Linked DNA regions of Mus musculus: region 1 is linked to region 2. The links are chromatin loops, found by intact Hi-C in ENCODE. Cell type or tissue: gastrocnemius. All regions are shown on one strand. Links, peaks and the distances in the headings refer to the core of each region. The heading gives the core; the rest is flanking DNA.

Region 1 (5,376 bases), core at 162-5,161, 890 kb before region 2:
TTAGTGGAAAGCCAAAGGAAGTGGAATAACTGTCATAAGTAAGTCAGGGGTTATCATGCTTCCCAGATTTAATGCTCAATATAAAAACCGCAATTGTCACCAGGACAGAGGGACATTGTTGATGAGATGGACGCAGAGAGCAATAAAACAGAAGTGTAATCCATGCAGATATGATTAATATGTATGAAGATACACAGGCAGGTCAACAGAGAATTTTCAAGGGATGGATTAGAACGGTTGGAATGGCTCAGCATGTGAAGATGCTTGCCATGAACCCTCAACAGGTCTGGTTTCAATTCCCAGAACCTACATGATATGTGTGTGTGTGTGTGTGTGTGTGTGTGTGTGTGTGTATGTGATTCTTACAGACTATCCTTTGACCTTCACATGTATGCTGCAATACCTACACCGTGGTGCACCCACAATGTGGTGGTTTGAATGAGATGACTCGGTAGTCTTGGGTATTTGAATGCTCGGTTCCCAGTTAGTGGCAGTGTTTGGATATATATATGAATGATAGTAGTGAGCTGTTGTGTGGTTGCTGGGAACCAAAGCTGGTTCCTTTGTAAGAGTAGCAAGTCCTCTTGACCACTGAGCCATCTTGCTAGCCCCTAACTTTATTTTATTTATTTATTTATTTATTTATTTATTATTTGAGATAAAAATCTCATGTAACCCAAGCTGACCTCGGATTCACTATGTAGCTGAGGATGACCTTGAACTTGTAATCCTCTGGCCTCGATGTCCCAAGTGCAGAGATCACAGACATGTGCTAGTTATGGAACTTAGTTTCCCACAGGCTAGACAGCACTCTGCCTATGGAGCTGAGCCCAGCCTCCCTTTCCTAAGAGTTGTTTTTAATATTTATTTATCATGTGTGTGCTGATACATGCACCGGGGCGCATGTGGGGAGACACCAGACAGCTTGCCCCTTCCACCGTGTGTGTTCCAGGTATGGAACTCAGGTTTTCAGGGTCTGCAACAGGAGCTCTTATACACTGAGTCAGCTCCATCTCACCATCTCCTCAACCCGTTTATGGTTATGGAAGGTTATATTTCGGGGCCGGAGCGATGGTTTAGTGGGCTCAGTGCTTGCTGAGCGGGCATGAGGACCTCAGGGTGACCTCTGGCACCCACATAAAAAACTGGGCGTGCTGGTGCACATTTATATTCCTAGAGCCAGAAATGGGGAGACAGGAGGATTCCTAGGGCTTGCTGGCCACTCAGTGCAGTCCTCAATGGTGAGTTCTGGTCTCGGTGAGAGACTCTGTCTCAGAAGACAAAGTGCTGGCTCCTGAAGGAACAATATGTAAGGTTGATTCAGGCTTTCATAGGTGGGCACACATTTCTTCTACCTCCTAAGAAAAAGAGACTGTAAAACAGCAGCAGTTGGGCCCCCTACAGTGACCCCCCCCCAAGGTCTTATTATCTTAGGAGGTGACAGCTCCATGCATGCAACTGTGTCCCCAAAGACCTGCCAATAGGATAGTGTGGGGGTTGGGGGGGCGGGTAGAAGTCCATGTGACACGAATAAAAAATGCTTTAAAAATAAAACCAACAAGCAGAAGCCAGCTCATAGAATGAGGATCTAAAGAAAATATTTTGTGAGCCTTAACAATGTTTTCTTTAAGTTGGACATCATTACAAAAACAGGCAAAATGCAGCTTAATGGCAGGATTTGGGATTAAATCCTGAACCTTGGGTATAGGAAGACAGTTTTGAAATATAAGTTTCCCAAGTGTATGGCATCTGGAGTCTGCAGCAGTGTGGATAGTGACCGAGACTTTCAGGTTCATCTCCATCTCAGCCCACCAGTGCAGCCCACCCTGCACGCCTCTGTACATGTGCCCTGCATGGCGGGGGGAGGGGGGGATGCTTTTTGGCATGGTTTTCTTTTTGTGGTCCTGGGAATTGAACCTAGAGCCTTGTGCATGCTAAGTTAGCGCTCTACTCAGCTCTGTCTTCACTTCTTTAAAATTAATTTTTCAAAAGTTTTTTTAAAAAGATTTATCTATTTATTTTTATGTATGTGAATACACTGTAGCTGTACAGATGGTTGTGAGCCTTCATGTGGTTGGAATTGAATTTTAGGACCACTGCTCGCTTCAGTCAACCCCGCTCACTTGGGTCAACTCCACTTGCTCCAAGCCAAAGATTTACTTATTATATATAAGTACACCGTAGCTGTCTTCTGACACACCAGAAGAGGGCGTCCGATCTTATTTATTATGGGTGGTTGTGAGTCACCATGTGGTTGCTGGGATTTGAACTCAGGACCTTCGGAAGAGCAGTCCGTGCTCTTACCCGCTGAGCTATCTCATCAGCCCCCGTTTCCACTTCTTATTTTGACACAGTCTCACTAAATGATTCAGGTTGGTCTCGAACTCACTCTGCTGTCCCGGCAGGCCTTGTATTTCTGATCCCTCTGACTCAGCCTCCTGAGTAGCAGGGATTATAGGCCTGTGCCATCAGGCCTGGCACACTTTACACAAACATTGAGCCAGGTTTCACGTAAGCCTGATTGGCCTTGAACTCGATCACCCGGGATGATATTGACTTCTGATCCTCTCACCTTTACCTCCAGCTCACTGAGATTATAAATGTGCGCCACCACATCTGGTTTATACTGTGTTCAGGATTGAACCCAAGGCGTCATGCACGCTAGGCAAGCACTCTAGAGGTCCCCATTCCCAGCGTCCCACCCCACCCCTTTGGACTGCACATTTGCTGTGTCTTTTCTACGGTTACATGTGTTTAGATGTACAAATGTCACCATATCACCGTGGCCCAAGGAATCCACTCAGTGATGTGTTATTTCAGTTTGTGGCCTCCGAGAACCAGGCTAGACCACAAACCCAGGCATGCAGGGGGGCTATACCATTGAGGTTTGTGTCAGTATGCCCTAGATGGTCTCACAAGGACAAAACCACTTACCAGTGCATTTCTCAGAACATCTCTGTGTTGTTAAGCAACATGCCATTGTATTTACCCTAGAGAAGAAATGAAAACTTTTCTTCCCACGAAACCTTGCCCTCAAATGTTCATAGCAGCTCTGCTTATAGTAGCGCACAGCCACAAACAACCCAGACATCTTTCAACGGATGAATGGCTTACAGAGTAAGCAACATGCAACAACAGACTACTATTCCTCAGCGAAAGGGTTGCGACTGTCACATGCGACAACTTGGATGGCACTCAAAGACATTTCTATTAAATGAGAGAAGGCTGCCAAAAGGTTACACACTGGATAATTTCATTTATCTGACGGTCTGGAAAAGACAAAACTGCAGTGGTGGAAAATGTATCAGTGGTTGCCAGGGTTACTGGCGGGGTGAGGGTGTGTCTACAGAGGGGTAGCACGAGGGAGCGCTTGAGGGTGATGGCATTGTTTTGATGGGGCTTACACAATTCTACACATGTGTTTGGATCTGTAGAACTGCAAAGCAGAAGATGAAAAGGGTGGGTTTTACTGTAGGAGAATTCTATTTATTTTACATTATATTTTTAAAGATTTATTTATTTTTATTTTATGTGCTTGAACATTCTGCCTGAATGTATGCATATTATATGTATATGTACCACATGTATGCCTGGTGCCCTCAGAGGTCAAAAGAGGATGCTGTGTCCTCTGGAGCTGGAGTTACAGCCTGTGGTGAGTGACATGTGGCTGCTGGGACCCAAACCTTGATCCTCTGGAAGAGCAGCCAGTGTTCTTTTTTTTTTTTTTAATGTACTTAAAAAATTTTTTTATTAATTTTTATTTATGAGTACACTATAGCTGTCTCCAGACACACCAACAAGAAGGCAAATTACAGATCTCATTACAGATGGCTGTGAGCCGCCATGTGGTTGCTGGGATTTGAACTCAGGACCTCTGGAAGAACAGTCAGCGCTCTTAACCTCCGAGCCATCTCTCCAGCCTGCAGCCAATGATGTTCTTAACAACTGAGTCTTCTCTCCAGCAACAAGAATTAATTTGTCTGTCTATCTGTCTGTCTCTGTCTCTCTTTCTCTCTGTCTCTCTCTCTCTTCCTTATGAGACAGAGTCTTACGTAGGTCAGGCTGGTATGTAGTTGAACTCCGAATCCTCCTGCCTCTGTTCCGCAAGTGCTGGGCTGGAGGCAAGCACTCTCCCACCTCAGCTGTATCCTCAGCCCCGCTGTACGAGAGTTTAACAGAGATAGACATGGACTCTAAGTGAAGACGTTTGCATCTTGGGGAATAGATTTGTATTCCAGAAAGGATAGTCTTGTGTGTGCATGTGTGTGTGTGTGTGTATGCGTGTGCACGTGTGCATGTGAAGGTTTGCATGTACGAGCATATGGAGGCCAGGTGGGTGTCTTTCTCTATAAGCCTCCATCTTGTTTTGATTAGGACAGAATCTCTCCCCAAACCTGGACCAGCTTCCAATTTAAGAGCAGTTAGAGTAGCTGGGTGGTGAGCTGCAGGAATCCACCCGTCTCCACCTCTACATACTAAGACTACAGGCACACAGCATCATGCTTGGTGGGTGCTGGGGATCTGAACTCAGGTCCTCATGCTTGCACAGTGAGCATTTTCACCAACTGAGCCCCCTGTCCAGTCTGGAAAGGGCTTCTCTTATATCATGGAGGAGCCTACACAGGGCGGGCGTAGAGCTTCATAAATGCTCAGTAAGGGAACAGTAGCAATAAAGAGATAAAGGATTGTGTACTCATAAATGAGTTATGAGTCTTGGAAGCAATGTCTCCAAGAAAGTAGGCACCAGGTTCTTCTGGGAAGCGCACTGCTGACTTCTGGGAAAGCTGCCAGGAGGTGCTGGACACCAGCTGGGAGAGGGGATGCCCCAGCAGGAGAGGGAGGCCCGCAGGCCTGGAAGGCTGGCTGCAGACCAGGCCTCCAGCGAGCAGGGTCTGCAGCAGGGTCGCTGGAGGCCTGGTCTGCATGGGGAAGAGAGTTAGTGATAGGCTGTGGTTTGAACCCTATCTCCCTCACTCACCTTCCAGGTGTCCCGTAGCCATGACCTACTTTGCCTACCTGTCCTGCAGGTGAAGCCCCGCCCTTAGCTATTTTTACGCTGGCAGAATTTCCAGATTTTTTTTTCTTTTAAAATAAGACTGGTTTGTGGAGCATGGGAGAGGCCATGATGGGTTCTTTATGCCCATCTATCGGGGACCAAACTGTCACCTCACAGCTGTCTCAGACAGATGGGGTCTTTCTTGCTGGGGAGGGCTTCCCCAGTGTCCAGGATAAAGTTCAAAGTCTTTCCTGGATCTTCAAAGCTCTCCCGTAATCTAGAAGCCAGTTTCCCTTCAGCCTCACATCTTGCAGAGCCTCCTAGATTGTCTTAAGGACTAGCCACTGCTGGCTTCTCGCCAGCCGCTGACAAGGCCTTTT
Region 2 (5,376 bases), core at 204-5,203:
ACGACGTGGGCGGGCTGCAGGATGTGAAGAAGGAGATCCTAGAAACCATCCAGCTGCCTCTGGAACACCCTGAGCTGCTCAGCCTGGGCCTAAGACGATCAGGCCTTCTGCTCCATGGGCCCCCAGGCACTGGCAAGACCCTGCTGGCCAAGGCCGTAGCCACTGAGTGCAGCCTCACCTTCCTCAGGTTGGCAGGGCTGGGGAGAAATGTGGGAGGCTGGGAGCTGTAGCCGGTGCAGAAAGGGGGAGGGGAGTTGTCGCAGGTGGTGGGAGGGGAGGGGAGGACAGCACGTCTGATGGGTCTCATTTGTCTGTCCATCCCACTGCTCAGTGTAAAGGGACCGGAGCTCATCAACATGTATGTGGGCCAAAGCGAGGAGAATGTCCGGGAAGGTGAGTGAGTGAGCGGGGAGAGCGAGCGAGTCTCGGGCCCTTCCCCAACACCATCTTCCCCAGTGGCTGCTCCTGGTCAGCTCAGTGGGCAATGGCCGGGGAGGAACTGTCGGGCACATGTGCCATCCTTCTCCCCTGACTTGAAGCTCCTTGACACCACTCTCCTGCGAGCCTCTTTCTCAGTGTTTGCCAGGGCCAGGGCTGCTGCTCCCTGTATCATCTTCTTTGATGAACTGGATTCCTTAGCTCCAAGCCGCGGACGGAGTGGAGATTCTGGAGGGGTGATGGACAGGTCAGGGGTTCTGGAGTCTGGGGAGGGATGTGAGATATGTGTGTGTGTGTATGTGTGTGTGTGTGTATATGCACACACATATACATATGTATATATGCGTATATGTATATATGTCTGTGTATATATCTTGAGTCACATCAGTCTCCAGCCCAGGCCTCTAAGACAGAGGTTCCTGCCCTTCTAGTTCAGAGCTAGAAGGGAAGCTAAAAAGGAGTGGGGAACTTTGAGGAGGCTCACCAGTGTGGCAGGGACATGGGGCAGAGCTTAGCAAGGGACCTTGCTGAAGCAGTCTTCAAGAGAAGCGCAGCTGGCCTGAGGGCACAGCAAGGACTCTGCAACCTTTGCCGCCTTCCTCCCGTACAGAGTTGTGTCTCAGCTCCTAGCCGAGCTGGATGGGCTCCACAGCACCCAGGATGTGTTTGTGATCGGAGCCACCAACAGACCAGACCTCCTGGACCCTGCCCTTCTGCGGCCTGGCAGGTGGGGACCCTGGACCTCTCCCCTCCACAAGGCTCCTTTGCGCCTTAACCTCTATCCTGGGCATCCTTCACCTCTCATGGTTGGCAGCCCTAACACTTCCTGTCTCTGTCTCTCTGAAGATTTGACAAGCTGGTGTTTGTAGGGGCGAGTGAGGACCGGGCCTCCCAGCTGCGTGTGCTGAGCGCCATCACACGGAAGTATGCGTAGTCGGAGAGCTGGGGTGGGGGCTTAGACAGTTAGGGGATGTGTGCGAGTCAGCATGACTTCTGAGGGAGGAGGTGAGGCCAGCTTTAACATCCCTGGTGTGGGTGTGATAGGTTCAAGCTGGAGGCCTCTGTGAGCCTGGCAAACGTGCTGGATTGCTGCCCACCCCAGCTGACTGGTGCAGATCTCTATTCTCTCTGCTCTGACGCCATGATGACTGCCCTCAAACGCAGGGTTCGAGACCTAGAGGAAGGTGAGCCCACCTGCCAGCCCTGGATGGGAACCATAAAGCTAGGGAGACAGTCCTGGCCCTGAATTCCAGAGGAATGGCTGAGCAGGGGGTGTCGTCGTCGTCGTCCCGTCCCGTCCCCCCCCCCCCCCCCCGGGAGTGGCTCTCCTACCTAGGCATAGACTGCAGCCTCTGTACTTCAGCTAGGGCTGGGGCTCTGGCCTTAGTCTTCCTTTCCACCCCTTAGGGCTAGAGCTGCGGAGCTCAGCACTGCTGCTCACCATGGAGGACCTGTTGCAGGCTGCAGCCCGGCTGCAGCCCTCAGTCAGTGAGCAGGAGCTGTTGCGATACAAGCGCATCCAACGCAAGTTTGCCGCCTGCTAGGAGCTGCCTGCCTGCCCTCTGCCTATGCCCCCTGACTGAAGGTACCTCCCGCCTGTCGCCTGAAGGCTGCCTCCTCCCAGAGATCCCTTGTGAGCCCTAGTGGGGGCCCCTAGTGCTCAGGAGGAGAGGCAGGGCTGGCAGCTAGGGGCTTGGCAGCCTGTGACCTGTGCGGAGACACTAGTTCTGGAGTAGAAAATAAAGTGTATACTGCCTCCTACTGGTCTTGTGAGAGGTTGCGGTGCAAAAGGCAAGGTTATGGGAGGCTGAGGTCTTGAGGGGGGATTGGGGGGGGGAACACCATAAAAACACGTTACTTCTGAAGAAACACCAGGCACAGGCTTGGAGAATGCAGACTGTATTGTTTACTCCGTTTGCCCGACCCCCACATCTGCACCCAAATGCAATATCTGCATTAGGGGATGGTCTTAGGGTAGGGGCCATTGCCTGAGCATGGGCTTCTGGGAGCCGGAGAAACTCAGTCTGTCTTCTTGAGCACATGGATGAAGTAGCAGGGAACGTAGGCCTGGCCAGGCTTGTAGGGCTTGAAGTCACCCAGGACGCTGTGCTGGCACCTGCCCCCAAAGGCTGCTCGCACCAACTCCGTGAAAGACGCCAAACAGTGTGGGTAGTAAGAGAGCCGGAACTTACTGCAACAGGGCCCCCAGCCAGATATGAGGGCTGCTGGCCTCAGGTCTCCCCACCACCACCACCTCTCTCCTGCCAAACCACGTCATACCTGAAGCCAGGAGAGCCATCTCTGCCAGTGCCTGGCACCTGCACTGTGTAGTCCAGGGTTACCATGTGGGCTTTGTTGTTGACTGTCAGTACTGACGTCGTAATGTCCTTGGTCAGGTCACTCTGAGGGCATGGGTTGCGTCATTCCCTGAGCCACCACGGGGCTTCTGGCCCTCCAGCTCCCGCTTCCCATTGGGGGGCAGCCCAACCTTATAGTAGATGTTCTTCCCCGGGGGCGCACAGCCTGTGCTGAGGATATAGTCGTAGTTGCGGTGGTCGATCACCAGCAGGCCCCCGGGCCGCACCATGCTTGCAATGTTCTTTAGTGCCAGCCGGTGCTCGCTCTGGTCACCTGGGTTCCCGGCAGGGCCACAGACACCATCTGCTTAGGCCTCCAGCACCACCTCCCGCCCCTGTCTCCCTCCCAAGTGCCAGCACTAAAGAAGACAGGCAAAATGCAGGTCTGCCTTATCAGGGCAGCAGGCCAGCCATCTTCGGACGTGGGGGAGCTCAAGGCAAGAGCCACAGCCAAGGCCACCAGCTTACCTTTGCAGTCTGGCAAGTGAGCAAAACTGTTCCCAAGGCAGATGACAGCATCAAAGCCATCTCCTGAAAGCACATCTTTGTCCAGCGTCAACCAGTTGGCTTCTTCAATGACTGGAGGCCAGGGCAGGGGTTGGGGGGGGAGTCGAGAATTATAGCACAGCACAGAAGCAACCACCTCCTCCCAGAGACACATGGGGACTCATTAGGGATGGAGAGAGCCACAGTTGGCAAAGCCAGCCCTCCACTTAGGGGCTTTTGTAGGGAGGAGAGACAGGATGTGATAAGACAGTTAAAAGTAGCTCTGTAGGGCCCAGTGACTTGACGTACACCTCTAGACTCTGTTAGACAGGAGCATCACTTAAATCTAGCTTAGCCAAGCCAGGCAACACGGGAAAAGCATAAAAACCGCTGGTAATGCAGCCCAGTGATCAAGGGTCTACTTGGCATGCCCAAGTTCAATGCCTAGCACCATAAATACAACAAACTTGCTCTTACCAGCCGGAATCCTACTCTGATGCCAAAGCCTTCCTTTTTAGGAAGTTGACAGGGACTGTACCGTGCCCTGAGGAAAAACCATTCAGCTCCACAGCAAGAGAGAGCCAGGGCAGAGAGTGACCCTGGAGGTGCATGTCTGGGGGGGCCTGGACAGACAGACTTACCCCAATTGTCAAAGGATGGCTCTTTCCTCCGGTTCCAGCGCTCCTTAAGCGCATATTTCAGCATCTTGTCGCTGGCGTCCACGCTCATCACGCTGAAGCCCTCTTCCACCAGCATGATGGAGTCCACTCTGGATGAGGTCAGAAACGGGGGACTAGAGGACCAGTCAGAGGAGCCTGGGAGGCCAAATGTGTGTGACATTTCCCCAGACATAACATTCCAGAGTCCGTTCCTCTGCTTCCTGTCCCAGGCCATCTCTACTGGTCTCAAGTGACCCATTAAGAATTTTCCTGGGGGCTGGTGAGATGGCTCAGTGGGTAAGAGCACCCGACTGCTCTTCTGAAGGTCCAGAGTTCAAATCCCAGCAACCACATGGTGGCTCACAACCATCCGTAACAAGATCTGACTCCCTCTTCTGGTGTCTGAAGACAGCTACAGTGTACTTACATATAATAATAAATAAATCTTAAAAAAAAAAAAAAAAGAATTTTCCTTATCAAGTAGCAAAAAAATTTTTTGAGAGTTTTTTTTTTTTTGTTTTTTGTTTTTTTTTTAGCCTGGTTTAAACAGTGAGTTCCAAGACAGCTGGGGCTACAAAGAGAGACTCTGTTTCAAAAAAATTTTTTTTCAAAATTTAATTTCATGTGTCGTGCCTGAATATGTGCATCATGTGCATACCTTGTGTCTGCAGACCCCAGAGAGGGTGCTGGGCACCAAATTTGGGTCCTCTGTAAGAACATGTGCCATCTCCCCAGCTGCCTCTTATTAGAAACAGGGTCTCCTAATGTAGCCCTGCAGGGCCTGGAACTCACAGAGAGCCACCTATTTAGGACTCCCTGAGTGCTGGGATTAAATATATGTGCCACTACTCCTGACATCAACACATTTTTTTTTATTTTTAATTATGTCTGTATGTGTAGTACATGTGAGTACAGTGCCCTCCACGGCCAGAAGGGAGCGCTAACCTCCCCCTGGAACGGAATTCCAGGCGATTATGAGCCACCTGATGCAGATGCTAGGCACTGAGAGCCTGTCTTCTGCCAGAGCCTAAGGGGCTCTTAGTAGTCGGACCATCTCACCGGCTCAATGGCTTTTTGTTGTTGTTTTTGTTTTTAAATCATAGTCAGGCATTCTACAAAAGTGCACTTGAGAACCTGGCATACTGGTGCTCCTGGAAATATCTCAGTCAGAGGTGTCCGTGAGTTCTGGGCTGAGTCGGGAGTGTGGGCCAGACACTATCCTGGTCTGTATCCTCTCCACCAAATGGGGGCCTTTTACCTCTTGGAAATGACTTTTTCTTTAGTACTACTGGTTGGAGAAAAGCGCTGCTCACCTCGTGGGGTTTTGTTACAGCTTGCAACACACGTACCCAAACTCCTGGCACAGCACTTGGCTGTGCAAACGTGCTACAAATGTTCTGTTCACACTGCCAGAGGCCAATCGCAGGAGGAACAGC

The links. Peaks named below come from ENCODE experiments on the same cell type or tissue, not always from the same donor. Only the 100,000 strongest peaks of a DNase experiment are listed, where the experiment ranks them.
Region 1: a loop joins it to region 2, with 9 times the contacts of the local background. A loop is called at or near these places in 1 of 42 quality-filtered maps.

The regions. Positions count from the first base shown.
Region 1 is chr17:45,831,593-45,836,968 of GRCm38, forward strand. No RefSeq gene overlaps it. Among named protein-coding and RNA genes, the nearest start is that of Gm35692, 5.4 kb to the left of the region's middle. In gastrocnemius, for the core only: no CTCF peak of the experiment used is centred there; DNase peaks (open chromatin) are centred at 3,272 and 4,821.
Region 2 is chr17:46,723,343-46,728,718 of GRCm38, forward strand. Pex6 (peroxisomal biogenesis factor 6) reads left to right here. Exons shown (of 17, transcript NM_145488.2): 11 at 1-187; 12 at 332-393; 13 at 577-685; 14 at 1,049-1,165; 15 at 1,285-1,362; 16 at 1,483-1,622; 17 at 1,846-2,201. The coding sequence ends at 1,982. It overlaps Gnmt (glycine N-methyltransferase), which reads right to left. Exons shown (of 6, transcript NM_010321.1): 2 at 3,923-4,050; 3 at 3,264-3,374; 4 at 2,927-3,069; 5 at 2,719-2,840; 6 at 2,322-2,629. The coding sequence ends at 2,458. Among named protein-coding and RNA genes, the nearest start is that of Gnmt, 3.1 kb to the right of the region's middle. In gastrocnemius, for the core only: CTCF peaks have their summits at 2,194 (motif pointing left) and 4,872 (motif pointing right); DNase peaks (open chromatin) are centred at 1,541, 2,148, 2,744, 3,129 and 1 more place.